4 separate regions of the Homo sapiens genome follow, and all the other regions are linked to region 2. Evidence: chromatin loops called from intact Hi-C (ENCODE). Cell type or tissue: B cell. All regions are shown on one strand.

Region 1 (8,000 bases), 51 kb before region 2:
TACAAATGTAGGTGGAAATTTTAGCATTAGAAACTCACTGATATGTTAAGTCTCCTTGGCATACTAAGAGTTTCACATTCATAGCAAATGCTATAGTTTATGCAAGAATATTTGACCAAATTATGCAAATCCTTTCAGTAAAAAACTTCCTACAACTATTTACAAGTAATCATGCTAGTTTTCAACAATATAAATCAACTCTCATACTACTAAGAGTTTAAAATTCTTTCAAGCCATTTTGTTTTCTTATAAGATGGAAATTAAAAGTGAATTAAGGATATTTGTGGCAGTTTTTATTAGTCTTATTTAACACTAACGGAAGACCATGTTTTTTTGGCAAGGGTCTATCATAGAACTCTTTAATCTTCTAGTCTGAGTAAAGGGGAGGAAGAAGCGGTGAAACCTATTTGTAACAAGTCATAATACTCCAAAGAATAGGTACAGTCAGTTCTGCTATGATGTTTGTTTTGAAAACATGAATTTGTTCCCACGAGATTAATATGTTAGGGAACAATTTGAACATAATTCTCATTTCTGAATTTTGCTTTTGCAAGATTTCACCCATGAGAAACACTGGGTGAATGCAGAAAATTGCATCTAGTGACAGCAGCATAGGAACAAAACACGAAGGCTCCCGACAACCTAGCGGCTATCTTGGTCTCCCCTGAGTGCATTTGGAACCTGGCCCATTCACATCAGTCTGTCAACTCCCAGCCCGTGGCAGGTGACCCTCCCCGTTGACAAGGCATAAGCTGCAGCTCTGCCCACAGCCTCCCCTCTTTAATTTTCTCTTTCCTCTCAGTCTATCTTATATTTTTCTTCTTTGTTCTCTATTCTTTTAATCTTTTTCTCCCTCTCTTGCTTCCTTTTGTTCTCCAGGGTGGCCGGTGTGGGCAGCTGGTGGCTTCCATAAACTTCAAATCTTTTTCAAGGTGAAGTTCCCTATTTACTATAGCATGTATGTATGTCTTAATCATTTGTCATGTATAAAACTATGCCTCCATTTTTGACTTTTTTTCTATATGTGTCATGGATGAATTTTTGAGTGTTGTTCTTGGTACCCCATTTTTCTCCGCATGTGATTTTGCTTTTTTTTTTTTTTTGAGATGGAGTCTCGCTCTGTCACCCAGGCTGGAGTGCAGCGGCGTGATCTAGGCTCACTGCAACCTCTGCCTCCCAGGTTCAAGCGATTCTCCTGCCTCAGCCTCCTGAGTAGCTGGGATTACAGGTGCCTGCCACCACACCCAGCTAATTTTTGTATTTTTAGTAGAGCCGGGGTTTCACCATGGTGGCCAGGCTGGTCTTGAACTCCTGACCTGAAGTGAACCACCTGCCTCGGCCTCCCACAGTGCATGAGCCACAGGCATGAGCCACTGTGGCTGGCCAAAGTGCGTGATTTTTGAGAACACATATGTTATGCGTCATAGAGTTCAAGCACCACAAAACGACGTTTTGGTCACTGATGGACTGCAGATATGATGGTCCCATGTGATTATAATACTGCATTTTCACTGTACCTTTTCTGTGCTTAGATACACAAATGCCATTGTGTTTTAGTTGCCTACATTATTCAGTATAGTAAGATGCTGTATAGGTTTGTAGCCTAGAAGCAAAGGGTTATACCATATAGCCTAGGTGTGTGGTAGGCTGTACAATCTAGGTTTTGTAAGTAAACTCTATGATGCCTGTATAATGGTAAAATCACCTGACATTTCTCAGAACACATTGCTGTCATTAAGTGACACATGGCTGCATTACTGCAGGACTGATCATAGGTACTTTGAAACTCACATAGCTCTTTCCCTCTATCATCTATACTCTCCTTCTTGGGTCTTAGACATTTGATATGGGAGTAAAAACAATCCCTGTGTATAATATATTTTCAGATCATGCATTCTTGCAACCGGGGAAGAATGGCCTACAAAGCCTGATTGGGACCACATATATCCCGGATTTCCTTGGACTGACTCAACTATTTGTCCCAGCTCCAAGTTTCAAGAAGCCAGTCAAGATTGTCAGGAATTCAAAGGTGACCTTGCCATTATCTGAGATTTAGTGTTTCTCAGGGTGACACTGAGGGATGTCACCACATTCATAATTATCATACCAAGAAGTGATTACACTATGGCCACAAAGTTCTTGGTAATTTGAAAACTGTACCACAAGTAAAGGTTAACAATGTAAATTTGTTCTCTAAAAGTCCACCTCTGAAAAGATGTGAGCTGACTTCAATTTCTTATGGAAAAGCATCCACAACAATGTGGGTTGATTTGGGGAGTGCAAGTCTTAAAAATGCAGTAAAAATTTTTTAATAATTTGTTTTTTTTAACTGCCTACTTTTTCTTCTGGTGCCCACGTTCTCATTTTGGCTTCTTGGAATGGCTACAGAAATGAGGTTAAAAGAAGGGCAGGGGCCAGGCGCGGTGGCTCACACCTGTAATCCCAACACTTTGGGAGGCCGAGGCAGGCAGATCACGAGGTTAGGAGATTGAGACCATCCTGGCTAACTCGGTGAAACCCCATCTCTACTAAAAATACCAAAAATTAGCTGAACACGGTGGCATGCACCTGTAGTCCCAGCTACTTGGGAGGCTAAGGCAGGAGAATCACTTGAACCCGGGAGGCGGGGCTTGCAGTGAGCAGAGATTGTGCCACTGCACTCCAACCTGGGCGACAGAGCGAGATTCCATCTCAACAACAACAACAACAAAAATAAAAAATAAAAAGTAAGATGAAGGGCGAGGCAGTACAAGGGAGGGCATTCAGTTTTCTTACAAACTTTATCAATGTGACAATGAACCTTCAGCTTCCAAGCATCGTTCTATTAGGTATCTGATGGCTTTCGTCCATTACCCTTATTGATTCCCTCCCACTCACAAGGTTTTCAGAATGCTACCAAGATAAGCACAATCCCTGCCTTTGAACTAGGCTAGACCCAATATTTATTAGCCTGAAACACTAACTATGGTGTTAAATAATTTCACAGAGCCCTACTGGCAGGTCAAATGAACTGGAATGAGTAGAAAAAAAAGGAGGGGGTGGGAGGTAATCAGGAATGATGGGAGAAAGGGTAGGGAATAGGGGTGGAGACATAGAAGAAGGGAGAGAGGAACAGTAGGAGATACATTGGTCTGAAGCCCTAAATAAAGAATGCATTTAAAACATTTTATGAGGTTATTTAGTAGAGACAGTAATGTTCATCTCAGCAGGTAAGCACCACCAAAATCTTTCTTACTTTCTTCCTTATTTATTTATTTTTTGAGATGGAGTCTTGCTCCGTTGCCCAGGCTGGAGTGCAGTGATGCAATCTCAGCTTACTGCAACCTCCACCTCCCGGGCTCAAGTGATTCTCCTGCCTCAGCCTCCTGAGTAGCTGGGACTACAGGCATGCACCACCACTTCCGGCTAATTTTTTTTTTGGATTTTTAGTAGAGACAGGGTTTCACCATGCTGGTCAGGCTGGTCTTGAACTCCTGACCTCAAATGACCTGCCTGCCTTGGCTGTCCCAAAGTGCTGGGATTACAGGCATGAGCCGCCACACCCAGCCTCTTCCTTTTTATTTTTAGTGAGGGTGGTGGGGGATACACCATCACTAAATGATAGGTTTTACAATGAGAATGGCTTTGTTATACATAATGCATGCCAGAAACTGCAGGTTGTTTACAAAAATTGTTTCCTACCTTCTTTGGACACACGGCTAGACTGCACCTCCCATCCTCCCTTATAGGATGTAGCCAGGTAACAAGATTCTCATTGGGAGTTTGAGAAAAGGGATGTGCATCAGTTCTGTCTGTCTCAGAAACCTTCCCCGTATGTATCTCCATGTCTCCTTGCCCGTCTAGTTGACTGGGATGGCAACCTCAGAAGCCATGTCCTGAAGACAGCAAGGCCTCCTCAGCCTGGGTCCTTGAATGACTGCATGGAGGAGTGCTGCTCCTCCTCACCTGAACACTTGCAAAGGATGGTTACAGGACAAAGAAAGAAACTTGGGTGAAGTCACTAGATTTGGAGATCTGTATGTTACTGATATAGTTTGGATCTGTGTCCCCGCCCAAACCTCATATTGAAATGTAATTCCCCGTGTTGGAGGTGGGGCCTGGTGGGAGGTGACTGGATCATGGGGGCGGATTTCTCAGGACAGTGAGTGAGCTCTCGTAAGATCTGGTTGAGTGTGCGGGCCCTCCCTGCGCTCTTTTTTTTTTTTTTTTTTTTTTTTTTTTGAGATGGAGTCTCACTCTATTGCCTAGGCTGGAGTGCAATGGCGCTATCTTGGCTCATTGCAACCTCTGCCTCCCAGGTTCAACTGATTCTCCCGCCTCAGTCTCCCCAGTAGCTGGGATTACAGGTGCACACCACCACACTCGGCTAATTTTTGTACTTTTAGTAGAGACAGGGTTTCACCATGTTGGCCAGGCTGGTCTTGAACTCCTGACATCGTGATCCGCCCACCTCGGCCTCCCCGAGTGCTGGATTCCAGGCGTGAGCCACTGCACCTGGCCACCACGTTCTCTCCTGACATGTGTCATGCCTACTCCCTGTTCGCCTTCTGCCATGGTTGGAGGCTTCCTGAGACCTCATCAGAAGCAGATGCTACTGTGCTTCCTGTAAAGCCTGCAGAACCATCAGCCAAATACATTTCTTTTCTTCATAAATTACCCAGTCTCAGGTATTTCTTTATAGCAACACAAGAATGGCCTAATATAGTTACTGTGGCTTAGCCTATCCTTAATGAAACACTATGTGTTCCAGATATTTAAAGCTGTCATTTTCAACCAGGGACAATTTTGTCCTCCAGGGGGCACTTGGCAATGGCTAGAGACATTTTTGGTCGTCACAAGTGGGGACGGTGGTGGTTCTATTAGCTTCTAATGGATAGAAGTCAGCCTTGCTGCTAAACGTTCCTACAACGTACACAACTCTCCCTCATAGCCAAGAACTATGCAGTCCAGAACGTCTATGGTACTGCTGGTGCCTGCTCTAGAGAGATTAAGAAGAGGGCTGAACTTTGAACCTTCTGTTATAGTCAAAGGGGAGGTATGCAGTGAAAGCAGTGGGTTTCGGAGAAAGGCCTGCTTTTCAGTTCCAGCTCAACCACTAGCCAACTATGTGACCTGGGGGATAAGTCACTTTGTCCTCTGTACATTCAATATTCTCATGCTAAAATAGGAATTAAACTAGTACCCACATGATGGGACAGTGAGTGAGCAAATTAAGTGCCTAGTGCCTGATACATGGTAAGTGCTCAAATATTAATTGCTGCTAATGTTATTTTTTAGTGTTTTTGTATTATTGAGGCGTCTATCTAGAAAATTTAGAAATGGTAGCTGAATAGTATGTTTATAGCTGCGGGAATCTATTGAGGTGATGGGGATGGTTACAAAACTTAAGATGTCACAAGACACTCATTGCCTACATTTTGACTCAAGATCTAGCCATAAAAGTTTGGAGCAAATAACCCAACCTGACATCAGTCACAAAGTACACATGAACTCTTGTGTTCAGCCGACAGCTACTTTTGCAGAGCAACTCTGCAAATCTCAACTCATTTTGCTCTCACCGAATGCTGCCCACCTTGAACTGTTTTCATTGGTCATTAGCAATCAATCAGCAGGTATTTATATCACATTCAAAATGGGCAAACCCATTAGAAATGAAAAGAAGTGAAAGATCAGTTCTCCCTGCCCTCCTTCCCAGATCAGGTTGCAGTATGAAGATATGAACACTCAAAATCACTCACTGTTGCCACCTTCTAGGTTTGTGCTGCTGTTGTTGAGGTGGTGAAAGACGAGAGTAAGGTTAAGGTAAGGTGGGGAATAAGGGGTCATAATAACAACAACAATAACACAGAGATATGGAAATATGTAGTCAAAGTGAGATTTTTGAGAGATTATGTAAAATGATTAGATGTACTATTTAAGGAGTGACTCCGAAATAAGCAGAAAACTAACACGTTTGTCTCCAAATTATCATAGATATTAAATGGTTTTAAGAAAGATCTCATTCACCCGTTACGATAAAATCCCTTGGAGGAAAAAAATAGACACATTCACATAAAAGTGCTCAAATGCCTCATAAAAAAGTACATTAAATGATGCCAAGTACCACAGTGTAAGTTCCTTATTAAATCCACCCACATAACGAGCCTTCATTTAAAACAATCCCTACCAACTCCTACGCTTGAGCATGGAACACATTTTTCTCCCTCGGTATTTAAAAAACGTTAGTCTAAGTGAACCTTGTAAGAAGTGTCCAATAAATGTTATTTAAATTGGAGGGAAAATATGGAGAGAAGATATCTGTTAAGTAAAAAGACAATAAAATCTGCGACAATTCCCCTCTTCTCAACAGCCTTCTTTCTTGGTGCAAAACCTGCCTCTTTTAGTCCAGCATCCTAAGCAGGTAAGGCTGGGCCAGGGAATGCCTATGCACAACCATTCCACTATGGCTAAGGAAAAAGAGTAAGATGCACACTGCCCTTTCCATACCAAACAATTTTGTCTCTCTAGCAGGATCAATGGGAAGACAGGCTTAATCAGAAACCACCTCCACACTTGACAGTACTGTCCTCAAGGGAGGGGTGCCCCCAGGACAAAAGCCAACTCAGATTCCATTTCATCCAAGTCACAGACATCTCACAGGGCTAAGAGCTAAGTGTCCAGGCAGAGTATGTGCTGAAATCACTGCACAAGCTCTCTGGGCCTGAATCCTGGATTTCCTTCTTTCATTCTGCACAAATTTTGGAGAAGGTTTGCTTCCCCAGCATAAGACAGTTTTCAATTAATTGGATATCACCAGTACAAAGAGAAGCCTCTTCTAGGCTATGGCAGTGGGGAGAATAGCTTTCAATGTGTTTCAGGGCACTAAGTGTGTGAAAAACACCCTTCTCTCTTTTATCTTCCCTGACACTGTCTGTACGATCACTCAATAAACAAAGAGTCCACATAGACTAACGAACACAGAGCTTGGGGTTGGTGATCACCATTCTAATCCTTGTTTAGCTACAGTTTTGAATAATGCTGAATGCTTCCCATAAAGATATGCTTATGCTTCTGCTGTTTAAATTTTGAACATCAAGGCTAGAATACTTATGGTTTTTTTTGTTTTTTTGTTTTTTTTTTTGACAGAGTCTCACTCTGTTGCTCCAGCTGGAATGCAATGGCACGATCTCGGCTCACTGCAACCTCCGCCTCCTAGGTTCAAGCCATTCTCCTGCCTCAGCCTTCTAAGCGGCTGGGACTACAGGCATGCACCACCATACCCAGCTAATTTTTGTATTTTTAGTAGAGATGGAGTTTCACCATGTTGGCCTGGCTGGTCTCAAACTCCTGACCTCAAGTGATCTGCCTACTTCGGCCTCCCAAAGTGCTGGGATTACAGGCATGAGCCACTGCTCCTGGCCCCATTACTTAGCTTTTTTTTTAAAATACACTTTATGGATAAAGGTCCATGAAAAGGATATTAGCTCTCTGGCATATAATGGAAAGAGATAAAATCACGTTGTAATTAACAATTCAGCCCCTTTTTTCACTAAATGTCCTCAATATCACCAAATATGGCTTAATTTAGTATCTCTCAGAGCTCAACGATGCCATTCTGTAGTAGAAATGTAACTTCTAATTACACAGCATTAACATTATGAACTATTTTAAAACTTTACTAACAGGTTACAACAGGCCGTGAACTATATCTGAGGCCAAATCTTATGAGGTTCTCAAAAGCTCTTTTATAGATCATTTAGAAAGATTAAAGACACCCACCCTACCCCTGACAGCCCGTGCCCAGTCAATCGAAGGTCCCATTAAACATTAAACAAACCCTTATTTTCTGCTTTCCAACTATGGATTTCTATCTCTCCACAAATTGTATCATTGGCAATTTAACTTTTAAAACTTGCTTTCATATTTATCATCTCATTTTATCTGTGAATGCAGTTAGGGGCATATATAAAATAGAAATAACAGCTCCATTGTTCCTTTGACTACGGTTCACAGTCAAGATC
Region 2 (8,000 bases):
TCTAGTGAATTCCTAATATTTTCTAAACCCTTATCTTAAATTAAAACCAAATTAAGCAGCTCACTACCTAAAAATCAAAGGACAACGTGCTAGACTTGGAGCTTTTAAGTTTTTCAAAATTACCAAATATGAAAAATTGTATTTGCAAAAACATCAAACAGAACTCAAGTTCTAGAAGCACAAACCATTGAGCAAAGAAAATGGAAATCAGAGTAGGTTTAAGTAGGACAAATATTGTTCTTTGGAATAGAAACTTGTTGCTGAATCTCACCATGGAGCAAAAGACTTACAAACTTTTGAAAAAACAGGGTTCACATGGAAACAGAAACATAACAGGAACTATGATATCAAGACTGACAGATGCCATGTGTCTTCCTAATTCTTTTAAAAGCCATTCTTGGCTATTAAAATGTCAATGTAGGAATAATAAAATACCATTGATTCTAGTTTTCCAGGGGGAATGTTTATGCAGAGGTTTTAAAACTTTAGATGTATAAAAATTTACTAGCACAGAAGGCAGATATGTTGATAACTCCAGCTACTAAGAACTACAGCTCCAGTTACTAGGAATTGACTAGAAAACACTTAAAAAGATGGTAATCACACAGTCATGAGGACTACTTAATAATATAAATCATTATAGCTAACATTTTTTGAGTACTTACTATGTGCCAGGCACTATTTTATTTTTTATTTTTATTTTTTTTTTTTTTGAGACAGAGTCTCACTGTTGCCCAGGCTGGAGTACAATGGTACCATCTCAGCTCACTGCAACCTTTGCCTCCCAGGTTCAAGCAATTCTCCCGCCTCATCCTCCCAAGTAGCTGGGATTACAGGCGCCCACCCCCACACTGGGCTAATTTTTGTATTTTTAGTAGAGACGGGGTTTCACCATGTTGACAAGGCTGGTCTCCAACTCCGGATCTCAGGTGATCCAGCCACCTCGGCCTCCCAAAGTGCTGGGATTATAGCTGTGAGCCGCCGTGCCCAGCCAGGCACTATTTGAAACATTTTCTCTTTAAATTAATTCATTGAAAGCTCACAACAATTCTAAAAGGCAGATATTACTATCATCCCTACTTGAGAAAAATGAGGCACTGAGAGATGAAATAATTTTCAAATTCACACAACTAGTAAGGAGTGAAACTGGCATTTGAACCTAGACAGTCTAAGTCTGGGACTGGAACTCTTACTCTGTATGCTATAATAATTTCCGGTAGCAGAGTCCTGCATGCCAGGACAGGGACAGTCCCCACCTAACAACTAATGGCAGACATAAAACAGAAAATTCTGCCATGTTCATTGGCAAAGGTTCTTATAAACTAGATCCATGCTGCCTGTCTTTGAATGGATCACAGTCAAGGATTCAAAGCCTCCCATGTAAACTCCCAGAAGCATATACAAAGATGAAGATGAGGGAAGCAATAACTATACACAAAGCCTGTACCGACTTGGCTGGGAATGACTTCTAAACTATCACGCGACACAGCTTCCATTCTCTTGAAGCGCTGTTTGCATCTTTTGCCATTTTGCTCTGCCTCTCGAGGTAGTCATGAGGTCCCTGCCTCCTGACCTGGGCCACTCATGACTGTGCATTCCTCTCATAGCCTTGTGCAAAGATTTATGTATGATTTATGCATGATTGGTGCATGATTTATGAACATAACAACATGGGCCATATATGCTTTCCCAAGGGCTGGGTATCGAGCTGGCTCTGGAAGGAGGTGATGGGTGAGGATGTGCTTAGAGCGGGTGAGAAAGCAGCCAAGTGTTGGAGAACAGAGCCAGGCCAGGAGAGACGAAACACATGGGGGAGTGGTTAGCCTGAACCACGGAGCTGTGCTCCAGTGTGACCAAAGAGAGGGTGGTTACTGATGCAGGACCTCAGAGTCTATCCCAGGGAATTCAGAGATTATTCCAAGGGCAATTTGAATCACTGGCTGATCATTCAAAGGGTAGAAGGAAGCTGCTGTGGATTTTGTTTGCTGACACAAGAGCTTCCAAGTCCCAGAGTTAGAATGATCAGAGAGAGAAGCCAAAAGTTGAGAAGCGACTTCCAGGAAGCAGAGAGACACCAAATAAGTCACACATAGGTTTTTTGTTTGTTTGTTTGTTAATTTTTTGAGACAGAGTCCTGCTCTGTCACCCAGGCTGGAGTGCAGTGGCGTGATCTTGGCTCACTGCAACCTCCGCCTCCCAGGTTCAAGTGATTCTCCTGTCTCAGCCTCCCGAGTAGCTGGGACTACAGGTGTGCACCACCACACCCGGCTAATTTTTGTATTTTTAGTAGAGATGGTGTTTCACTACGTTGGCCAGGCTGGTTTCGAACTCCTGACCTCAAGTGATCCAACCGCAGGAACAGTTCCCTGAGGTCTACATATTAAATCCAAGCTCCTTATCTTGACATTTAAGGCCTTCTATGTTCTGACCTGGAACTTCAGCCATATGGACATCTCAACATTCCCCCAAATGTCATTTGCTTTCATTCCTCTGTGCCTTTGCTTATGCTAACGCCTGCCCTTGGATGGCCTTTCTACTGTTTTCTACACAGAGAAATCACCAATGCACTCGCTCTGACAGTGTAACTAATTAATTTCAGTTTGACTTAGTAGAAACTTCATGAGTTAAAAGAGACTGAAAGTGTGACAAAAGCAAGTACTTACTTTCTCTTGGCCTAAATTTCAGAGTTGAAAGTATCCTCAATGGTTTGGAAGGCTCCATTCAAATTCTGCTTACTCTATACTCTCCCTTAAAATTAGCATTTTTTTCCCTCTGATATTCATTTAGTAATTATTTAATTCTGCCTATTCATATTATACTTGCAGCATTTCTTTAAATTTGTCTTCTCTAGATCACATATGCTTTTTTTGAGGTCAAGGACAAGCCTTAGGAAAAATTCTTTTCTTTCCAGCATGCCATTAGTTTTCCACATAGCAGCTGCTCAGTGAATATTTATTGAATCATCAGCCCATGATCATATTATTCTAATTAAAATAAGAGGCTTTTATCAAATGATAATTACATAGTTAATTATGAAGAAATCTGGGAAAAGAGTTGTATTGTTGATCTGAAGTAAACTAAGAGTACAAGAGTCTATTAAATTCCATCAGAAAAGAGTGACAGATACAGTAAATTATTTTAAAGCATTATAGTCATTGCCATTATTTATAAAATGGGTTAATTTTGAGTTTACAAACATAAAATACTTTCAGTACATAAACACAACAAACATTAAGTTGTGATGTGCAATTTCTCTGTCTTTATTTTACTCATGCCTGAAGTTGCTAGGCCTTATATGGGGTGAGGTTAAAAATTCCTCACCCCATATAAAAAGTGACTTCAGTTGGGATTGACAGATGCCTAACCAGGCTTCCTCAAACTGCTCCCAGGCCTAACAAAGGAAATGGGCCATGTCCCAGCGGGACAGGAACCTGGATCCACCCCTGGTCTCTTGTTCCTTCAAGCCTAGGCTGGAAGTGAATGAGGAAACACAGTTTGGGTAGAACTTACAGTGGTTCAGTCATATTCTCTCCAATGGCTCCCCAAAACTTTTCCCAAGTCCTCAGTAAATATTTGGTGATTAACTGATTTTATCATCTGACATTTCTCCTAACATCATTGTTGAAAAAGAAAGTTGGCTGAGATTTACAATGACCCCTTCTCACAAGGTGGGTGGTTGGACTTGGGAAGGAATGAGAACCATTCTATTGATAGAAGAAGAGGCTCTTCCCCAGCTGACATAATGACGGAAATGGTGGTTTAGAAAAAATCTTAAAAATTGCTCAGAGATGATTATAGGCTGTCATTAAGAAATGAGGAAGGAAGGGCTTTCTTTTCGACTACAGGGTGTACAGCTCTACAGACAGAAATTATTATTTTATATTTAGGCCAATGGTAGTCTGTAGGCCTTTGAAATGTAAAAAGCAATAATAACTTAAGTATCTGGTTTGGCTTACAAAGCATCAAGACAGATTACACAGGCCATATATAAAAACCAGGCTCTGTCCTTTATAACATTATTTCACTCATCCCTGAAGTATAACTGAAAATAAATACCTTCCTAAGAGTCTCTTCACACTTAAGTTGTATTTAAATAACTTAAATATAAAAATACCAGTAGATTGAAAAATACTTAAAGGATTTCATGACCAGGTTGGAAGTTCAAGTGTATTAAAAGGAGAGAGAATGAAATAAAAGGGAATTAGAACAGACCATCTCATTAGTCATAAAAAGAAATGAACTTCTGATATGGATAGGTCTTGAAAATACTATACCAAGTGAAATAAGTCAAACAGAAAAGGATAAATATTAGTATTTCAGGTTTCTGAAGTCACTGCTATATTCACTGTGTGCCAACTCTGTGTAGGACAACCGCCATGGTGGATTTAGAGAGTATCAGGCCATGGAGATCTAACTGGGTTCATCATCCAGATGAGGGAGGACTATGGGGAAAGTGAACAATGCATGCGCTGGGTTGCGGAAGAGCAACACAGCCCACATTCCAGTGTTCACAGGAGGCAGGGATCTGTGAGCTGAAGCAGCTTTCCAAAAGCAGGAGAACAGAATTCCTGAAATCACACAGGCACGAAAATAACCGTGATTTCACTCAACAAACCAAATAACTTGTTTGCAACATAAAACGTGCAAATGTTTGTTCCTGATTAGATCTTTGAGAGAGTGAGTGGGGAAATCATCTCCAGTAAAGACATCCTATGATAATTTTCACTCCTAATCCAGAGTTTCATTTTGCACCCTTCCTCTCACATCCTCCACACCTTTTGGAATAGCTGAAGCCCAGGAAGGGCATGTCTTAGTGTGCTGAATGGCAGGCTACTCATACACAAATATATGCATGCTTACTTTATTTGGACAGAAGCACTAGAGAAGTATAGTTACATTTGATATTTGGAGGTGAAAACTATGAACCACTGAAATAAACCTCTATGTTCCGTTTCCTCACTCTAGTGAGGTATGAAAAGCCTTCTTGAAGTAGTAGCAGCTTCTGTTTCGGTTGACTGCTGTCAGTTCCTGAGCCCAGCACCGAGAAACAGTAACGATGTTGGTGGGGCCAAGATGTGGTGCAGTGTATGCTGCTTGGGTGATGGGCGCACCAGGATCCCACACATCTCCACTAAAGAACTTACTCATGTAACCAAATACCACCTGTACCCCCAATTACTTATGGAAAAATAAAATTTAAAAAAATCCAAAATAAAATAAATAACAGTTATGAGTTTAAAGAACCTGTCTCAAGTCACACTGTTGAGCAGCCAGGAGACTCCCATCACCCTCAGTAATAAACACCATCAAAAGGTCACTAAAGGCAGGAACTAGCCATTGTCAGATTTCCTGAGTTCACTTCTGACATGGTACAGTAAAATGCTTATAATATTCAACACATGGCCATTTTATATTTACCAATTCTATGGAGTGGGAAACAATTGCAACTATAAATTTTAATGTCAAAAGAAAATATTATTCCAGAGAATAAAGAACTAAAGCTCAAAGATCATATTACTTCTTCTTCTTCTGTTTTTCTTTTTTTTTTTTTTTTTGAGACAGAGTTTCGCTCTTGTTGCCCAGGCTGGAGTGCAATGGCACAATCTCAGCTCACTGCAACCTCTGCCTCCCGGGTTCAAGTGATTCTCCTGCCTCAGCCTCCTGTGTAGCTGGCATTACAGGCATGTGCCACCATGCACGGCTAATCTTTTGCATTTAGTAGAGACCACCATGTTGGTCAGGCTGGTCTCGAACTCCTGACCTCAGGTGACCCACCCACCTTGGCCTCCCAAAGTGCCGGAATTACAGGCATGAGCCACCATGCCCGGCCAAAATCTGTTTTCTGAAACATAAAAGTAAAACCTTAAGAATCATCCATCTGTCCATCTCAGGATAAATTTGTTAAGTATTTTTTCTATGCCAGGTCCTGGACTAAATGTTAGAGACAAAAAGATTTTTTTAACAAAGATTAACATATGGTTCCTGCCTTTAAAGAACTAACTGAAAAGAAATACCTTCCTAAGAGTCTCTTCACACTTAAGTTATATTTAAATAACTTAAATATAAAAATACCAGTAGGTTGAAAAATACTTAAAGGATTTCATGACCAGGTTGGAAATTCAAGTGTACTAAAAGGAGAGAGAATGAAATAAAAGGGAATTAGAACAGACCATCTCATTAGTCATAAAATGAAATGAACTTCTGATATGGATGGGTCTTGAACATACTATACTGAGTGAAATAAGTCAAACAGAAAAGGACAAATATTAGATAATTCCACTCATACAAAATGTCTAGTAAATTCCCAGAGGAGAATGGGCAAATTCATAGAGACAGAAAACAGATTAGAAGTTATCAAAGACAGGACAAGAGGAGAACAGAGTTACTGCTTAATGGTTACAGAATTTTTGTTTGGGGTGATAAAAAGTTATAAAAATACTGGTGATGGTTGCATAACATTGTGAATACAACTAATGCCACTGAATTGCACATTTAAAATGGTTAAAATGGCAAATTTTATGTTATGTATATTTTACCACAGCTTAAAAAGTAAATAATGTAATATACCAAAAACCATTGAATTGTACACTTTAAATGGTAAATTGTGTGGCACCTGAATTATATCTCAAGACACTGTTTTTTAAAAAATCTCTTACATGTTAGCATAGTTTTTACTATGTTTTTACTTTGTTACCTTGCAAAGCTCTGAATATTGTTACAGAAATTTGTCAAATTTATCAGGAGAGTATGAGATAAGAGAGAAAATGTTAGATTAAATGGTTGGGCTTGGTGGCTTATGGCTGTAATCCCAAAGAGAGAAGGCCTCTTTGGGAGGCCAACGCAGGTGGATCACCTGAGGTCAGGAGTTCAAGACTAGCCTGGCCAATATGGTGAAGCCCTGTTTCTACTAAAAAATACAAAAATTAGCCAAGCATGGTGGAGCATGCCTGTAATCTCAGCTACTCAGGAGGCTGAGGTATGAGAATCACTTGAACCCGGGAGGCGGAGGTTGCGGTGAGCCAAGATCACGCCACTACACTCCAGCCTGGGTGACAGAGTGAGACTCCTTCTCAAAAAATAAAATAAAAAAAAAAACAAAGGAAGAAAATGTAAGATTAAGAGTCTGGGACATGTGATTCCAGGCCTGCTTTGCCACTTTATTGACTGTGCTGCCTGAAGCTCAGTAATCAACTTCCCTGAGCTCTGTTTTCTCATCTGAGAAGCAAAGGAGCAAAATCAGATGATTAATTTTTTAAATACTGTGATTCGCACTTCTTACGGAATGCCTAGGTTTTACAAATAATCACTCATCCTTTGGCAGTTAAGAACATAGAACAGCCTTGTCTCGTTTGGATACCTGGTTAAATGACAAATTTACTATTTTGCAGTGAATACTTATCAGGCTATTTTCAAAAGAGTTTCTTGGCTGGACTCTTCTTGAATATAGCCAGCCTGAAAAGTATGGCTGGAAACCACTGTCCAAACAAAACAGATGATAACATTTGTTTTTTATACCTCTTAAAAGTAGATTAGCTATAGATCAGAGCATGCCGCTGCCTAAAAAAATGTCTGGTATATATTTGCTTTCAATACATATTTGTTGAAATGCAAGAACACTCGTGTTTACTCCCTAGGAGACTCTCAGGGCGTGGGGTCAGATGAGAGCATGGAGGGGCAGCAGGCCAGCTCTGAGAGCCCCTGGGAGTCTATGACTTCTATGCTCAGACTTGCTTCCTCAGCTGGCACTGTGTTCCTCCCATGGGTCCATCGTCGGCAAGACCAAAGAGCTCCCTTCTAGTAAGTACCATTAAGGAGTCCAAGGTCCAGACAGAAGAGAACGAGGTCAGGTATTTCCAAAGTATTTCATTCTAATGAAAATTTATTTCAGAAAAAGGCCATAATAACCCTTTGAACTAAGTTAACAAGAAAGCTATATTTTTGTCACTAGTTCTATTGTTGCCTCAAAACGATAGTAACAAAACAGAAAATAAAAAGAATTA
Region 3 (8,000 bases), 51 kb after region 2:
CTCCACACTATTTAGAGCCTTAAAAAATAACTTCCAGTGATGTTAAAATTATTCCATTTTCTACATAAAGGTCTCATATATCTTTCACTAGATGTATTTCTAGGGATCTTTCTGTTGTTCCTGGAGAAGTTACCTTTTAAAAAATATCCTGTTTTTTTCTAGAAAGGATATTACTAACTTAAAAAAATATATTTGGAAATACCAAGAAAAGTTGTAAAAATAAGAAGAATACAAAAAACACTATCGGCTGGGCACAGTGGCTCATGCCTGTAATCCCAGCACTTTGGGAGGCTAAGGTAGGTGGATCACAAGGTCAGGAGTTCAAGACCAGCCTGACCAATGTGGTGAAGCCCTGACTCTACTAAAAATACAAAAATTAGCCGGGTGTGGGAGTAGCCTGTAATCCCAGATACTCAGGAGGCTGAGGCAGGAAAATCACTTGAACCCAGGAGGCAGAGGTTGCAGTGAGCCAAGATTGCGCCACTGCACTCCAGCCTGGGTGACAGAGTGAGACTCTGTAACAAAAAAAAAAAAAAAAAACACGAAAAGAAAAAAACCACTCTCTTTTCCTAGCTCTTCCTTGTCAAATGTTTATTGACTTTATTAGTTCTTTAATAGGGCCAAATTCTGGTTCTGGCATGCTATAGGCACATATAATTCTTTGGCTATAAGCAAGAAAATCCACCAGCTACAGAATTCACAATGGAAACTGGCTGACCAAAGTAGGAAGGGAGAGAATGTCAACTCAACAAATCACCTGAATTTTTCATTCATGGAGGTAATTTATTTAAATACCTCAAAATTCGTTTATCCACTTAACAAATATTTACGATTATGTACAAACATCCATTTCTATTCTCAGAGACCTCCAAAGACAGACACACGCTCTATAGCTTTCCTTGCAAATTCAAGTCAATTTTAATTTCTAATTTGATATTTGCAAACGGCCATTTCTTCTTTTGAAAAAAAAAAAAGTGGGTGTCAATCACTTAGGGGGAAAAAATCCTAGAATTTGAAAGTGGAAACCACAGAGGAGAGGTACAAATCTTTTAGTAGCTATTTCTTAGCCTCCTAACCAGTAGATACATGAGTTTTACTCATCATTTGATTCAATTATGTAGTGAATGCCTGGTATGAGCCGGGCATTACGCAGGCATGAGGAATTGCAAAGTGAATAAAGTATGGTATCTTCAAGAAACACGGCTCACATTTTGGAAAAGCTACATACATCAAGCAGTTTTTAATCCATTGAATTGTTTTCAGTGGTGCTTTGACAGATATATCAGGAAAGATTTGTCAAAAGAAAGGTTCTCCCCACCCAATCTAGATATTGTATATCAGATTTGCCTGTCTCATCAGGCACCACATGCTGCATGTAAATGCAATTTATGAAATGAGTTGAGCTTTTAAGATGAGTTCAGTTTCCAGTTTGTATCAATTCCTAGGTTCCACAGGACACACACCAATATGAGGCAGGACTGATTGAGGTTCTTACTACATTATTAAGATGTGTTACACTGATACCAGATACTTCCAGAATCTGGGCTAGATTTCATGGTAAGTTGACTGTGAGCTTTTAAAAAGGAAACTAAAAGCAGACAAACAGCAAGAACTCAACACCAAATTTTGATGGTCCAGACCTTAGATTTTTACCATTTCCTGTTTATTTTTTTTAAACAGGCTAAAAGTTGGCATAGTTACCTGGCAAAGGATAATTAATTCTAATACTTAATTAGAGATGAGGCATTCCAGTAGGTGACCTCTTCCTCATATTCCTTGGTATGTCTCTCTGTTTTTCATACTTACAGCAAAGACGGCCTCTTAATAAAGAAAAGCTGGCCAAAGAACTGGGGATTCCGTCACTATTTTCCTTAAGTTTTTAAAGTTGGAGGGGATGCTGGGCAAAAATGCAAAAAGTAGGGAATGTTTCTTCAATGAATGAGCTTCACTTAAGTACCGCTACTATTACAGGTGCTGTTATAGGCACTGGGGTTACATAGAAAAATACTGAACCACTGCCTAAGACATCAGGTTCTTGAAGGGTTACATACCAGGAGACAAACTGGATAGCAGCTATATTACAAGTGCTGTAATACAGTTATCAATGCTTTTAGTTGAGCAACCTGTGCTACTCCTAAAATGCCTTGAATGCATCCAACATTTGAGCACCAACAGCATACCAGTGCAGGTGCTAAGGATGCAGCCATGATTGGGACAGATTCAGTCCTTACCATCACAGGACCTTTAGCCAGTGGGATGGCTGGCACAGCATTAAAGACAATGCCCAAAGGCAACTGTAGTTATACAGTAAACTTTTAAAAGCATAACAAAATACAACTTTAATATTAAAATCTTGGTCTTGGCAGCATTCCAGTGGAGGAAAATTATGGGTAAAACAAGATTTTCCAGAGATACTCAAGTCCAGGCATAAATAAGGAAAAGGAAGGTGATTATGAAAGTTAGCAAGGTTTTGGCAGATTCTACACGTAATAAAATGGAGGAAGCCACAGAAACTGAGCAACATTTTCTAAGCAGAAAAATTTTATAAGCACCACCTTTTATAGAGTTCAAGAGCTTCTTTCAATCTAGGTCAATAACTTCAAGCAATTCAGAATGTGTTAACAAGCAGTGAAAATGAATGTTAATTAAAATAATAAAATTCCCTCAAATGAACAGAATTCAGCTGGCTGTGGTTTCCAAAGTTGTACTATCTCATAAGTCAAATAGATTTAATAAGGGGAAACAGGACATTAGGTTTCTTGTGCCACTTATTTAATAAACTAATATTTTAGGAGATAACTTTAAAATCTGAATTTGTATTCACCCATTTATTTAATGGTGAAGCACAGTTTTTTTTTACCCAGGCTTCTGTAAAAATATACTTTATTCGGGAAATGTGTTACATCACTTGAAAAAAAAAAGGGTTACTTACATCACTTGAAAATATTCTATTTAGAAAGGTAATTTCCTTTTGCTTTTTTTTTTTTTTTTTTTTTTTGCCTTTTCACATCAGTCAAGTAAAACAGGCTTTGACATATTGGTTTTTTAAAAAGAGAACTTCCAAATATATCACAGAGTTTTTATTTAACATCTATCCTGAGGCTATTTCAGATGAGCTTTCAGTTTCAGGGGAGGGAAAAAGGAAACATGGATACGAAGGGCTGGCTTCCAATAAAACGTTTTACACTTACTACCAAACAGTGATTTATTCATCCACACGTTCCACAGCACCACAGCCACCAGCACTTCCTGGAAATCTTTGGTTTTGCTAACATGGACCATTTTTACTTCTAAAAAAAGGGGAACTGTTCATATTGAATATTGTAGCCCATGAGGAAAGTAAGAGAGACAACTGACATATGCAGAAACACCTTGCCATTTTCAATCCGGACTTGAGAAAACTTTTACTTTCACTAAACCTTCATTAGCATATCTAACATGTGCTTACACGGTTATTTTGCTGATCTTAAAATGGTTCAAAACTGAATATGATTACCATTTCAAAAATCTTTCATAGAGTCTGAACTTCACAGATCATCTCTTTTGCACAATATTTTTGCTTTCCTTCACAGAAACCATCAGGGTTTTCGTCAATCTATCTTGCCAGTTTAGACTATATTAAACTTGTTTATTTTAGAATAATTTTATTTAGAATATAGATATGTATGGTTTCTAGTTTCTAACTCCATGAACAGAGTAATATTTCTCCAGATTCTGTTTATGTGCATGTTCAGCCAAGATATCTTCACTACATAAAACGTAAAAGAGCCTCTAATAGTGGGGGCATTTGGCTGTGTGTGGAGTTAAGCCCAGATCAAAGGGCAGGACACTTGTAGTGCACAGATAAGCTAGAGCATTCTCTAGCCACAAGTTTTTCACTATGAAACTGACATTTAGTGCCCACTAAACAACTGACATATAGTACTCCTGCCATAAAATTAGTTAGATTTGCACTTTCTGATCTAAATATTCAGCAACTATAGGTATTTCTTTAACATCTGTCCCCAATATTAGACCACAGGAGACCCCATTTCTCTGTGTACCACAGCATGCCCGATGCCCAGCACATGGCAGATGCTCACAAATAATTGTTAAATGAATAACCAAGCAGAATGTGCTCACTGGATTTAGTGGCATGAGGTCAGTGAGAGCAGTTTTGGGAAATTGTAAGGGCTAAAGTGGAAACAGTTCAGGGCGACGAGTGAAACACCATGTATCTTACACAAGGCCTGAGAGGAGGGAAGTAGAAAGAGCTAGCGTGGTGTGGGTATTCCAAGCAGGGTTTTGCGTGGGAGAGTCCGGATGATATATAAATGGTGACAAGATAGATCTTTTAGAGAGGAAGGGGTAGAAAATACTGAAAAAGGAAGAGTAAGCCAAAGCATCCCTGAAAATACAGGAAGAATGAGGACCCAGGGACCAGTGTTAATTAAGATGGGGACACGTTTGCTGTTATGACAAAGGCAGGAACATGATGGTTCTTGGTAGATGTGGTGGCAGGCCATGGCCCTGTGTGTTCTCAAGTGATTTCTATTTGCTCGGAGAAGTAAAAGTCAAGATCATCTTCTGAAAAAGTTGGGCAAGCCTGCGCATTTGGGAAGAGTTGGGAAAATTATAATTAAGTCATTTAGGAGAGTCAGTCATGAGCTGACTAGAAAAAAAATAGAAAGTCTGTCAATATCACATTCTGCACCATCAACAATCAGGTGATCGGTCCTACTGGCGGGACGCCGGCCTGGGCATGTGCTTAGCAGACAGCAGGTAGGGCCAGATGGGTAACCCTACAGGGAAAGCAGTGGCTTTGGAATCGAAAGATTTGGGCCCAAGGCCAAGATCTGCTATTAAGGAGCTGTCCGACTTGGAGGAGTCATTTCACTTCTTTAGGCCTTAGGGTTTTTCCATTTACAAAATGACAGAGTTGCGTAGAAACCTCCGAGGTCCCTTCTAGCCCTAAAAGGACTCTTTATAAAATAACCAGCAAATTAGTCTAATGGCAGCATCATTGATACAGAATAAAAGTTCAGAATTGAACAGGAACCATAATTCCTGCCTGGTCCATGGCTCCATTGCTTTCCGACATGCATTACACAAGACCTCCCCTCTGGTCTGCCTCCCAGTCTACTTGCACCCTGACAGCTACACGATAAACATGATCATATGGAGTTCTTTGCTTCAATCCTTCCCATGGTCCCCATCACTATGTAGATGAGCCCAGACTCTTCAGGCCAGCCCAGGAAGCTCTTGGTCATCGGTTCCCACTCACCTGCCTGCTTCATTGTCTCATTGAAATACTAACTGCAAAATTGTTTTTCAAAATAAAAAAAAAAAAGGATAGGAACAGATTTGTTAAAGGACATAAAATTACAGCTAGACAGGATGAATAAATTCTAGTGTTCTAGATCACCAGAGGATGACTGTAATTAACAATAATACGTAGTTCCAAATAGCTAGAAGGATACTGAATATTCCAAACACAAAAAAATGATAAATGTTGCAGATGATGAACATCATTATGTATTCCATGAATATGTTCATTGTCAATTTCTTAAAAATTAAAAAAGAAAAATAGAGAAATATATAGCATTTTTAAAAATTAATGCATTAATAAGGGTTATTTGAATCCCTTAAACATACCCATCCTCTATTCTAGTGGCATATATATTGTCTTGCTATTTTAAGACAGTTCAATTTTAAAACACTGTACTCAGAGATTGGGGCCAAGCGGTTCTCAGCAGCAACAGTGAAAATTTTGTGGCTGGGTTAAAATATACTAAAGTGAATTCTTTTCACTTTCTAAGGTGAGTACAATATAAGTTAAAGCCTTCCCAAAAGAAATGGGCTTTCCAGAGGAAGTGAAGACAGAATATAAATAACATTCCCCACTCATTAAAAGAATGGTATTCAATGATGTTTACACATGTGGTTATCACTCTTTAAACTTAAGTCTAAATATACTTTTAAAGCTGTAGGTAAAGTAGTAATTTACTGAAGCCAAACCACAAAGAAATTTCAGGAATGCATCCAGGTTATATAATTCTATTCCCTGCTATATAAAGAGAATTCTAATAGCTTCTATTTTGGTCATCTATTCACCAGTTTTGACTTAGAACTGATTTTTGGAACATAAAATAATTTGAGAAATTAAGTTTCAGTTTAATTAAGTTTTTAGGTAAGAGGCAGAAATGTAAGCTCCCCACCACTGAACAGCAATTGTTACACAAGGGGTACCTGGCAAGGGGGCTTCTACCTGCCCCCAGAACTCTCCATCCTCTCCCTCTCATGTTTGGGAATTTTCTTGTCCTCTTGACACCTTTATTTACCTTCATTTCAGAAATTCTACACTAGCAGGAGTGACCCTGGCAAGAGAGGGAGGGGCAATGAGAAGAAAGGTTCAAGCAAGGGTCAATGAATGTTAGGAAAAAATCAGCTTCTGGCTGAGTGGTAGGGGGAGGGGTGGTGTTCCAGAACCTTCTGTGTACTTGAGGTGGAAGGAGGGCAATTGGACTAGCTTTTACAGAAGACTTGGGAGATGGAAGGAAACACATTAAAAAACGACATGAGAGCACAGGAGGTAGGAAAGACTAAATTATTCCAGGGAGCCATAAGACACCTAACTTAGCCGGAGCTGCGGCCTTGGTGGAAAACAGAAATACATTCTATCTAAAATTTAATAAATTCAGTATGTGCTTCTGATGCTGGAAAATAAAAATTCTAAGCAATCCAAGAAGATCATCTTTGAAGAACAATACCTTCTTAAGGGCCAGGGCAATATCCATAGATATTCACTCTCCTTTCCTGGAAAGAATAACAAGAATGAGAAAGCGCTCAGATTTTAAACAAGTAAGTGCCAAAATATAAATCTAATGGACTAAATGATAGCATTTATATGGCTAAGCCCTCATTCAGTAGGCTGGAAAATTTAAGCCAAGGAAATCTCTAATACATACAATAAAAAACAAAGAGAAGGAAAATAATAAAGAATCGCTTTCAAGAGGCCTAAAATCCACCTACTCGATTTCTAGGTGAAGATACATTAATATTAGTGGGGAGAAAATATCCTAAGCTAGAGAAGACTTCAGATAGTAAAGCTCAAAAATAAAAGGACCGATGACAAAAAGATAGTGGTGAAATTTTAGAACTAAGGATAAAGCAAAAAGTCCTATATGGTTCAAAGAGGTAAAAAGACACACACACACTCACACACACAATCAACTATGTCGTAAGTCTAACATCAGACTTATTGGCTACACTAGATTGTAGGTATCAGAGGTGCAATGCCTTCAAAGTTCAGAAACAATAATTTTGAATCTAGACTGAAATAATCAAGTGTGAAAGCAAAATCAGACATTTTCAAACATGCAATAACAGTGCTTACCATCTATGCATATTATACATCAAAAGTTACTCAAAGGGAGGAGCCTACCAAATGAAAAAAGGAATCTAAGGAAGAGGATGACATGAAATTAAAAAAGTAAAAAAAAAAACCCAAAAACAAACAAACAAACAAAAAACAGTAAAAGCTAAATATAACCCCAAAGCAGAGAAATGTCTATAAAGAAGTGAAGCTACTGGGAAAATCTCCTTCAAGTGGCAAAATTTCATGACCCACGATGGGAGTTCTTTCTCTATGGATCTAATTCTATTACTCGGCTCCGCAGTGAATAATATTTGCATAATGGCTTTAGGTTTTCAGAAGCCACTCAGAGACAAAACAAAAAACATATTCATAGTTTGGCTATAGAAATAAGAAATAAGTGTATTAACTGTGACACTGTAATAGGCAGAGTCTAGCTAATTGGGAGGTCATGAGTAGGGTGACAGACCCTCTTGGGACCAAGGGGGTTCCCGCATATGGGACTTTCAGAGCTAAAACTGGGAAAGTCCTGTGTAAACCAGGACTAGTTTGACATCTTAGTCATAGGGTAGAAGAAATGAATAAAGGATGCTAATGTCATTTTTCAGACCAAGGTTCAATAGATGCTTTAGAAAAGAAATAAGTT
Region 4 (8,000 bases), 68 kb after region 2:
GTTTAGTTGCTACTATTCTTTCACAAGCTTTCCTGAGTTTACTAATGGTTGAGCACAAAGATATTTAACTTCAGGTTATAGTTTCATGTAACCTAGACCTACAATGGGGGTAAAAATACAAAACACACACACACGCACACACACATACACATACACACACACAGTGTGGTATGCAAATGGAATGGAACTACTCTTAACTCTTGGTAGGATATTGTCCTTCATGAATCTCAAACGATGGGCTTGAATTGCTTGTGTGCCTTTGAGCCCTTCTGAAATGGAATTTACACGCACCTCCCCAAAGAGCTTTACTTATCTTGGGTGGTGTCATGAATGAACCTTAGAAACAAAAAATGCTTGCCAGCAGGGTACATCTGAAGCCCTTAAAGCATCAGAAAATGTGAATTAACCAACATGGTGCAGCAGGCCGGAGATTTACCCTTCACTCCGGAGAGCCCGGCAGTAAACAGAGACAGAGCACATGTTCTGGTGTCCCCAACGCCCCTTCGCAGGCAGACACACAGATCGAGACAGACTCCTGATCCCGAGGCGTCAATGGAACGTCCAAGGTCAGCATGGCGAGTTCTCCTTCAGGAGAGACCACACTGAAGCTCAGCTGGCCATGGAACTCTGAGCCTTCGCCTGAAGGCCTCTGAAGATAACACCCTTTCTTTAGGCAAATCTACAGTGCCTTAGTATCTCTCTCTATTCCTTAACGGAAACAAAATATGAGCCTTCTTACAGACCCTTTTTGTCTTTCTTGCTGGCCCTCAGGAGATCTTATGCATTTTGTACAACAGACCCCCCGCCCCCCGCCCCACAATGGCCTATGTTGCATAACTTACTTGCCATCGTGGTGCCTTTGCAGTTTTTTCATCACCCCCACAAACACTTCTGCTGGTATGGAACCTTTGAAATTAATGTGCAATTCTCTATCACTCCTCATCCCAACATATTTCATCATGCATCCCCCCATGACATCTTCCTACAGAACCACAAGCCATTATGATACCTGAAAAAAGTACCAAGAATTCCATAACATCATCTAATATCCAGTTGTGTCTGTCATGGGCTGAAGTGTGCCTCCCCCAAATTCATATGTTGAAGTCCTAGCCCCTGGTAAATGAGAATGTAACTTTATTTGGAACTAGGGTCTTTAAAGAGATGATTGAAGACTGGGCATGATGGCTCATGCCTGTAATCCCAGCACTTTGCAGGGCCGAGGTGGGCAGATCACTTGAGGTCAGGAGTTCGAGACCAGCCTGGCCAACATGGTGAAACCCCATCTTTACTAAAAATACAAAAAATTAGCCAGGCATGGTGGTGCATGCCTGTAATCCCAGCTACTCAGGAGGCTGAGGCAGGAGAATCACTTGAACCCAGGAGGCAGAGGTTGCAGTGAGCCAAGATTGCACCACTGCACTCCAGCCTGGGTGACAAGAGTGCAACTCTGTCACTTAAAAAAAAAGAGAGAGATGATTAAGGTAAAATGAGGTCCTTAGGATGAGCCCTAATCCATTATGACTGGTGTTCCCATACTAAGAGGAGATCAGGACACAGACACACACAGAGGGACCACCATGTAACGACACAGGGAGAAGACAGTATCTGCAAGCAAAGGAGGCCTCAGAAGAAACAACCCTGCGAAGAAACAACCCTGCTAACACCTTCATCTTGGAATTCCAGCCTCCAGAACTGTGAGAAAATATATTTCTGTCATTGAAGCCACCCAGGCAATGGTACTTTGTTATGGTAGACCTAGCAAATAAATATACTCTTCTAAACTTATTTTATAGTTTTTAAAAAATCCATTTTTTTTTTTTGAGATGGAGTCTCACTCTGTAGCTCAGGCTGGAGTGCAGTGGCACGATCTTGGCTCACTGCAACCTCCGCCTCCTGGGTTCAGGCAATTTTAGTCTGGCTAATTTTCATATTTTTAATAGAGACGGGGTTTTGCCATGTTGGCCAGGCTGATCTCAAACTTCTGACCTCAAGTGATCTGCCTGCCTTGGCCTCCCAAAGTGTTGGGATTACAGAAGTGAGCCACCACGCCTGGCCTAAAAAAATCTTTAATTAACCAAATTTTATCCATTATACTTAGTTGTTATGAAAAAAATCACAGGCTTTTATTTCAGCCAAACTGGATTTCAAGTATGAAATTCGTACAAGGTGCCTTTGAAGTGAATTCCTTATTTCTAGGCTTCACTTTCCTCATCAGAGACACCAGCCAACACTGCCTGCTGTTGTTGAAGTGAGGCCGACTGTGGTGACAACTGAGAAAAAAAAAATTCTATGAAAGTGTTGGTGCATAGAAAGTTTTCAGCAAATGTCCCTCTCATTCCTTAATCCAAACAGAAATCCACAGGTTTCTGTTGGAAGTAAGGATGAAGAACTGATGGCTATGCCTCCAGGAGCCATCACGATGATAATCATCACCCTACTGTACTTTGCAAAGTAAAATCGTCCTGGCTGAATTTCTTAAGAGGCTGTCCTATAGCAGTCACATTGCTAGGTGCTCCATAGGACGGAAGACCTCCTTTACTCATGAAGAGTAAGAGTCCTTTACTCATGGGGCTCGAGTGTTGAGGATGTGGGAGGGAGAGGCAAGGTTGCCTGCAATGGGAGTCCCTTGTTGGGGAGGGGAGGATCCTGGAGACAAGAAGCAGAGATAGGCAGGGTGTGAGGGCCCCTGAGCGAAGGCAGCAGCACCCCCAAGGCCCAGGCACCTCCAGACTGCCTGGAGCACAGGGCTTTGAATAGGTCAGTATTGGGAGAAAGACCTGGAACAGGAGGTTAGGGTCTTATTCAGGGATGAGGCTCAGAATGAGAAATGTGTAATAAATTCTACAGCACCATGTAGTCACTGCAGGATCTTACATGAGGATTGTGCCTAACATAGATGATCCTTTTCAATTAGCCATCGCTATGGTTCCAGAAGCTTAAGAAACCTATAATCTAATACATTAATCTGATAAGGCGTTATTACTGCATCCAGCTCAACTGCTGTGACATTCTGTAACCACTGTGCACAGCTTAACTGGAGATTTAAGACACATTGAAGATTCTGTTTTCCTCCTTGAGTAGGTGTTTTTAGGTTGATATAAAACTTCATCATACATACACATGCACAGTGACCTCCAAAAGCCCAATACCACAGGGCAGCACGGTAAACAGGTCGCTGCAGCCTCGGATGCTCAGAGAGGCACATGACAAACGTGTGGGTCTGGCTGGGTGAAGACAGAGGCAGTGGCAAGGCCATGCGATCCAAACACAAACCTCGTGAATAGGCTGAAAAAGAGCACCACAATTGTACAGTGCACACGTGGGGGGCCTGAGGCCAACTCTGCTGTCCGTTTGCAGTACGCGCAAGGGCTGAACACTGGATTAGAAGGGAAGAGAACTAATTTCTAGTTCTGCTTCTACTACTTAATAGATACGTGAGTTTGAGACCTGGAGTTCCCACTGGAAAACTACAGAGAATGCCAGTTGACCTGCCTCATCATCTGATCATTACAGGCCGCCTGACACATAAAAGGCATGCGACATTTGTTATTTGCGTGATGTGCTTGCCCGTTAAAAGGGTGCTGATGGAGGACGCAGGTGCTACCTTCTCATAAAACACTACTGAAGAACCCAACAGCCAAGCTCTCACAAAACCAGGTCAAGTGTTTTTCCCCAAGGTTATTTAACTTGCAAAATGAAATGAAACAAGACTTCCCATCTGTTTTCCTCTTTCTGGCTGCACCTGTGTGGTTGAAGGCAATGATAACATCAGATGTGATTTCAGTGTCATTTGATGAATTATATTCAAGTGAGGCCTGGGGTAGGGAGAAGTGAAACCTCAAGAATGTGTCATTGACATACAGGATACTTAACACAAACAACAGAAGCAGAAGTGGCCTCAACAAGCTTCTGCGCTCATTTCCTACAGAGAAAAAAAAAAAAAAGATGCTCATTAAGAACCCATATCTATTGGACACAAAAGGAAGTGCCGCCTCCCCTCTTCTCTAATAGACTGGCTCAAACAATGCAGTTGACCAAGTCTTTTTCCCTGAGAGGGGGGATGCCACTACAAAACTCCCTCTTTGTTTTTCTATCTTCTAAAAGGGTCTTACATGGTATTACGAACTCAGGAGATCTTGAGAGAAACATTTGCTGATTTTAAATTTCAACTTATAGAAAAATTGTCCAATCTCCTGCAGTGGCAAAACACCATCAACACAACGAAATGAACCTAGGGCAGAGGATGCCTAGAGGAACACATCCTGTAGAAGTAACTTGTCCTTGAACAAAACCTGTTGGAGGTGATTAGGGGATCCGTCAGAGGTTCCTACTAATTCTGTCTACACTGGGAGGGGGAGGCTGGTGAGGGGTGGAAATGGCATCTGAGTATTGTCTTATTACTGAAGGGTGGGCTCTGGGGTTCATCCCAGTAACCTAACTCAGAACAGTGGTAGGGTGGGGAGAATTCCGGAGGTGGCTCTATGCTGCCTGGGAAGCTCTGGCACCAAAAGAGTACCCATGGGGAATGGGGTACAGGCACAGGATGGGTGACCCACCAAGCTGCCCACACACTAAAACACAGCCTGGTGTCTCTAGTCATTTTGATTTTTGCAAATTTAAAAAAAAATTAAGGCTGGGAATGTTGCCTCTTTGTTACTGAAAGTAGTATAACATACTAATTTATTATTCTTTACCTTTGGGCCAAAATTACCCCTCACCACAGCATGTAGAAGAGTGCCCATATAACATGTTGGCTTTTATTGAGATTCATTCACTTAACAAAATTATATACATCTGAGACCCCACAGCATGATAGGCTCATTCAGCTCTCTGCTCCCTTCCGTCTGATATAACACAAAGTGTTGGCTGGCACAACCAAGCTGACCCCAGGTGTGGACAGAGCTCTCGGAGGAGGAAATGGTATTAGGGAGAAGTAAGGGAATCAGAGCCTCAAATATGAGTTGGATTCAAATGTGCATCTCTTACCTACAGCTCAAGGTTAACTGCAACTCACACAACAGTTCTGGACGCAACACGGTAAGACCAGGTAATGAACTGTAACGTGTTCAAGTCATAAGATGTTACCTTAGCAGAAAACAGACATCGAAGTAAACAGAACAAGATGTGTAGCACAAATGATGACAGATGTACATTTGGACAGCACTCATAACCATATATTCAAATAGGTCACTAATGGTCCGTGTTATTGCTCAATAACATCATCTACACTCATTTAGTATTTCCCAGTTTTCAAATTGCGGGCTTATAGTGTTTAAAGTGATTTGTGCCAGCCAGGCATGGTGGCTCACACCTGTAATCCTAGCACTTTGGGAGGCTAAGGCTGGAGGATCACTTGAGGTCAGGAGTTCAAGACTAGCCTGGCCAACATGGTGAAACCCCGACTCTACTAAAAATAGAAAAATTAGCTGGGTGTGGTGGCATAGGCCTGTAATTCCAGCTACTCGGGAAGCTGAGGCAGGAGAACCGCCTGAACCCAGGAGGTGGAGGTTGCAGTGAGCCGAGATTGTGCCACTGTATTCCAGCCTGGGCAACAGAGTGAGACTCCATCTCAAAAAAAAAAAAAAAAATTGATTTGTGCCACAAAAGCCCCTGAGGTGGTAAAACTAATAGGAACCCATGTGTCAAAAAGGGAAGCTGATATTCAGAGAGGTTGTGACTTTTATTATCTCCTAGCAAAGCAACAGCCCCAGAGTCTGACACTCTGGAACACGGCCTTCTTGCACAAATGCTGGACCCTCACCAACCATCATTCCTGTACATAATTATATCAAGTCCTACTACTTCTACTTGTCAGGCCCCACTCTAAGCACATTGCCAGTATTAATGACTCTTTGCAACAACTCCAGGAGTTTGTGACCATTATTAAATTCATTTTAAAGGTAGAAAACTGAGGCACAGAGAGACTAAAGTCAGGAACTTAGAGATTCAATCCAAGAGAGGCCAAAGGTTTTCCCTTGTTGTCAGAGGCAGGATAAATTGCATTGTTTTATTTCCTTCTTCAGGTTATGAACAACCAAGTTTTATTTGGGTGTTCCTAAGAGAGACTCTCTCCAATCTCAATTCATTCTCTCTCCCATTCTTCATGGCACTGATCATTTCTCATAATATCTGATGTTCCCTTGTTTGTAATGTCTCTTGTAGAGATTGCAAACCCCACGAGGGCAGAGCCTCCGTTCTGTCTCCCTTATATCCCAAATGCATGGTGCAACTGATTGATGCCTGGCACAAAACGGGTATAGAGATATTTGCTGAATGAACACACATATAGACATACAGTCCTCCTAACAGCAGAAATAGACCAATTTTTGAAAATAGGTAAGTCAAGTCAGTAAGATCTGGCAATTTAAAAGACAAGCAAAACAGAACACACAATTGGCTCTGTTTACCCTCCAGTTGGAATAAGTGGGTGTGGAGGGCCCGATGGCCATAGAGGGAGTGACAGTGTTTACATAGAGCCCTTCCCCTCTTGCACAAATACTGAAGGGGTCTGGGGGGACAAAGGACAGGCCAGGTTGCAGCAGCAATCTCTTCCCTGATCAAGACCCACTAGGTCTGGCCTGGGCACAGCCTGGAGTCAGCAGAGCTGAGGTGCTTCTGAGTAGCGGTGTCTTCCTTGGAGAGAAACGCTGTCAGGCCTCCCAGTATTCAGGGCTCCCTGCCCAGGGCCAGTGAAGGACTTTGGGAAATACAGGCTTAGAATTATTTCTAACAATCAAACCGAAATTGTTGTTTTTCTTTCCATTCACCCACACGAAAATCCCCTTTCAGATTAAAAACACAATAAAAGTTATAAAAAATATACACAAGAAAATAAACACAATAAAAATAAACACAAAGACAAAAAACAAAAATATGAAATGTGTAATGATTGTGTGATTGTGACCAAATAAACGATAATACATATACAGAAAATGCAGCATCATAAATGCTGGTGTTAATGAGATAACAAAAACGTGTGGAAACACTCTCCTTAATTCAAAACACACCTTTTAGGAAAAAGACATCAATTTATGCCCTCAAACTATAAGCAGTCAAGCAGTAAATGGGCTGTTGTCTAAAAGACCTGTCATCTCAGCCAAAACTGAGAGCTGGTTTTTACCATGTGCTCCTATGAGAAGTGGAGTAGCGCTATCCTAAGCCCTGGTCCCTGGAGCTGTGAAGAACATAATGTAGAAGGGTGAAAGAAAAAAGAACCTTTTTTCTTTTATGACTGGCTAAAGAAAGCATCCAGAAGCACACATTTTATTTTCTTTACCCCTGTACTTCCTCTCACTCCTGCTCCATAAAAGCTGCCTTATGTCTGCAAAAGCTCCCTGCTCCCAAACTGCCTTCTATGCCCTTCATCATCTGTTCCCTTGGTATGAAGCATCTCAGTGGGTATCAGGAATAAAGCAGTCAACACTCAATTAATTCAGATGAAACTGTGTCAGAAAAACATCTATGACCAGTTGTATGAGTTTCTATTGCCCTCCAAGGCAGCAGGAATTTGGAGTCACTGGTTTCCTGAGCTGGATGATGGACATCAGAAAGACACAAGGATGAAGAATGCTTTAAAAAGACTCTACAAGGCAGAAGAAGGGAGAATGAAAGAATGCAACAGCATTTATGGGGCAGAGGGCAGGGAGGTGCGGAGGTGGGAAAGGCGAACGCAGGCAGGGGTGCTAAAGTGCAAAGGAGACCACTGGAAGGAGAAACTGAGTGCAAAACTCAGATGACCTTTGAACGCCCTCCCCTAAACCCAAACGTCTCTAGCTCAAATGGATCTCTCGTTGAATTTTGAGAAAGGGCCATCATTTGAGTCAAATTGTCCAGGATCTGTTCCCAAAGTAAGTCTGAACTGTTTTTTCTTTTTCTTTTTTTAGAGACAGGATGTTACTCTATTGCCCAGGCTGGAGTGCGTGGTGCAATCACAGCTAACCACAGCCTTGACTTCCCGGGATCAAGCAATCCTCCAGTCTCAGCCTCTGGAGTAGCTGGAA

What was found. Hi-C counts contacts between places; a loop is a spot of excess contacts. Peaks named below come from ENCODE experiments on the same cell type or tissue, not always from the same donor. Only the 100,000 strongest peaks of a DNase experiment are listed, where the experiment ranks them.
Region 1: a loop joins it to region 2, with 4 times the contacts of the local background. A loop is called at or near these places in 7 of 110 quality-filtered maps.
Region 3: it touches region 2 in a loop (2.8-fold over the local background); 4 of 110 quality-filtered maps call a loop at or near these places.
Region 4: it touches region 2 in a loop (4-fold over the local background); 9 of 110 quality-filtered maps call a loop at or near these places.

Annotation. Positions count from the first base shown.
Region 1 is chr6:150,738,786-150,746,785 of GRCh38, reverse strand. The region is part of intron 3 of PLEKHG1 (pleckstrin homology and RhoGEF domain containing G1); the gene reads right to left. LOC124901430 (a long non-coding RNA gene) reads left to right here and starts at 810. Exons shown (of 3, transcript XR_007059811.1): 1 at 810-932; 2 at 1,887-2,029; 3 at 3,844-7,121. RefSeq lists enhancers at 3,793-4,293, 4,294-4,794. In B cell, CTCF peaks have their summits at 4,594 and 4,794 (motif pointing right); a DNase peak (open chromatin) is centred at 4,815; H3K27ac peaks cover 2,235 bases.
Region 2 is chr6:150,687,411-150,695,410 of GRCh38, reverse strand. All of the region lies in intron 2 of PLEKHG1 (pleckstrin homology and RhoGEF domain containing G1), which reads right to left. Among named protein-coding and RNA genes, the nearest start is that of PLEKHG1, 92 kb to the right of the region's middle. RefSeq lists a silencer at 4,930-5,029. In B cell, no CTCF peak of the experiment used is centred here; DNase peaks (open chromatin) are centred at 3,760 and 5,010; H3K4me3 peaks cover 1,687 bases; H3K27ac peaks cover 8,000 bases.
Region 3 is chr6:150,636,875-150,644,874 of GRCh38, reverse strand. All of the region lies in intron 1 of PLEKHG1 (pleckstrin homology and RhoGEF domain containing G1), which reads right to left. Among named protein-coding and RNA genes, the nearest start is that of PLEKHG1, 41 kb to the right of the region's middle. RefSeq lists an enhancer at 7,762-7,981. In B cell, no CTCF peak of the experiment used is centred here; DNase peaks (open chromatin) are centred at 1,544, 3,254, 4,274, 7,834 and 1 weaker place; H3K4me3 peaks cover 3,643 bases; H3K27ac peaks cover 7,763 bases.
Region 4 is chr6:150,618,964-150,626,963 of GRCh38, reverse strand. All of the region lies in intron 1 of PLEKHG1 (pleckstrin homology and RhoGEF domain containing G1), which reads right to left. Among named protein-coding and RNA genes, the nearest start is that of PLEKHG1, 23 kb to the right of the region's middle. RefSeq lists an enhancer at 3,257-4,286. In B cell, no CTCF peak of the experiment used is centred here; DNase peaks (open chromatin) are centred at 2,591, 3,643, 5,073 and 5,673; H3K4me3 peaks cover 1,583 bases; H3K27ac peaks cover 7,360 bases.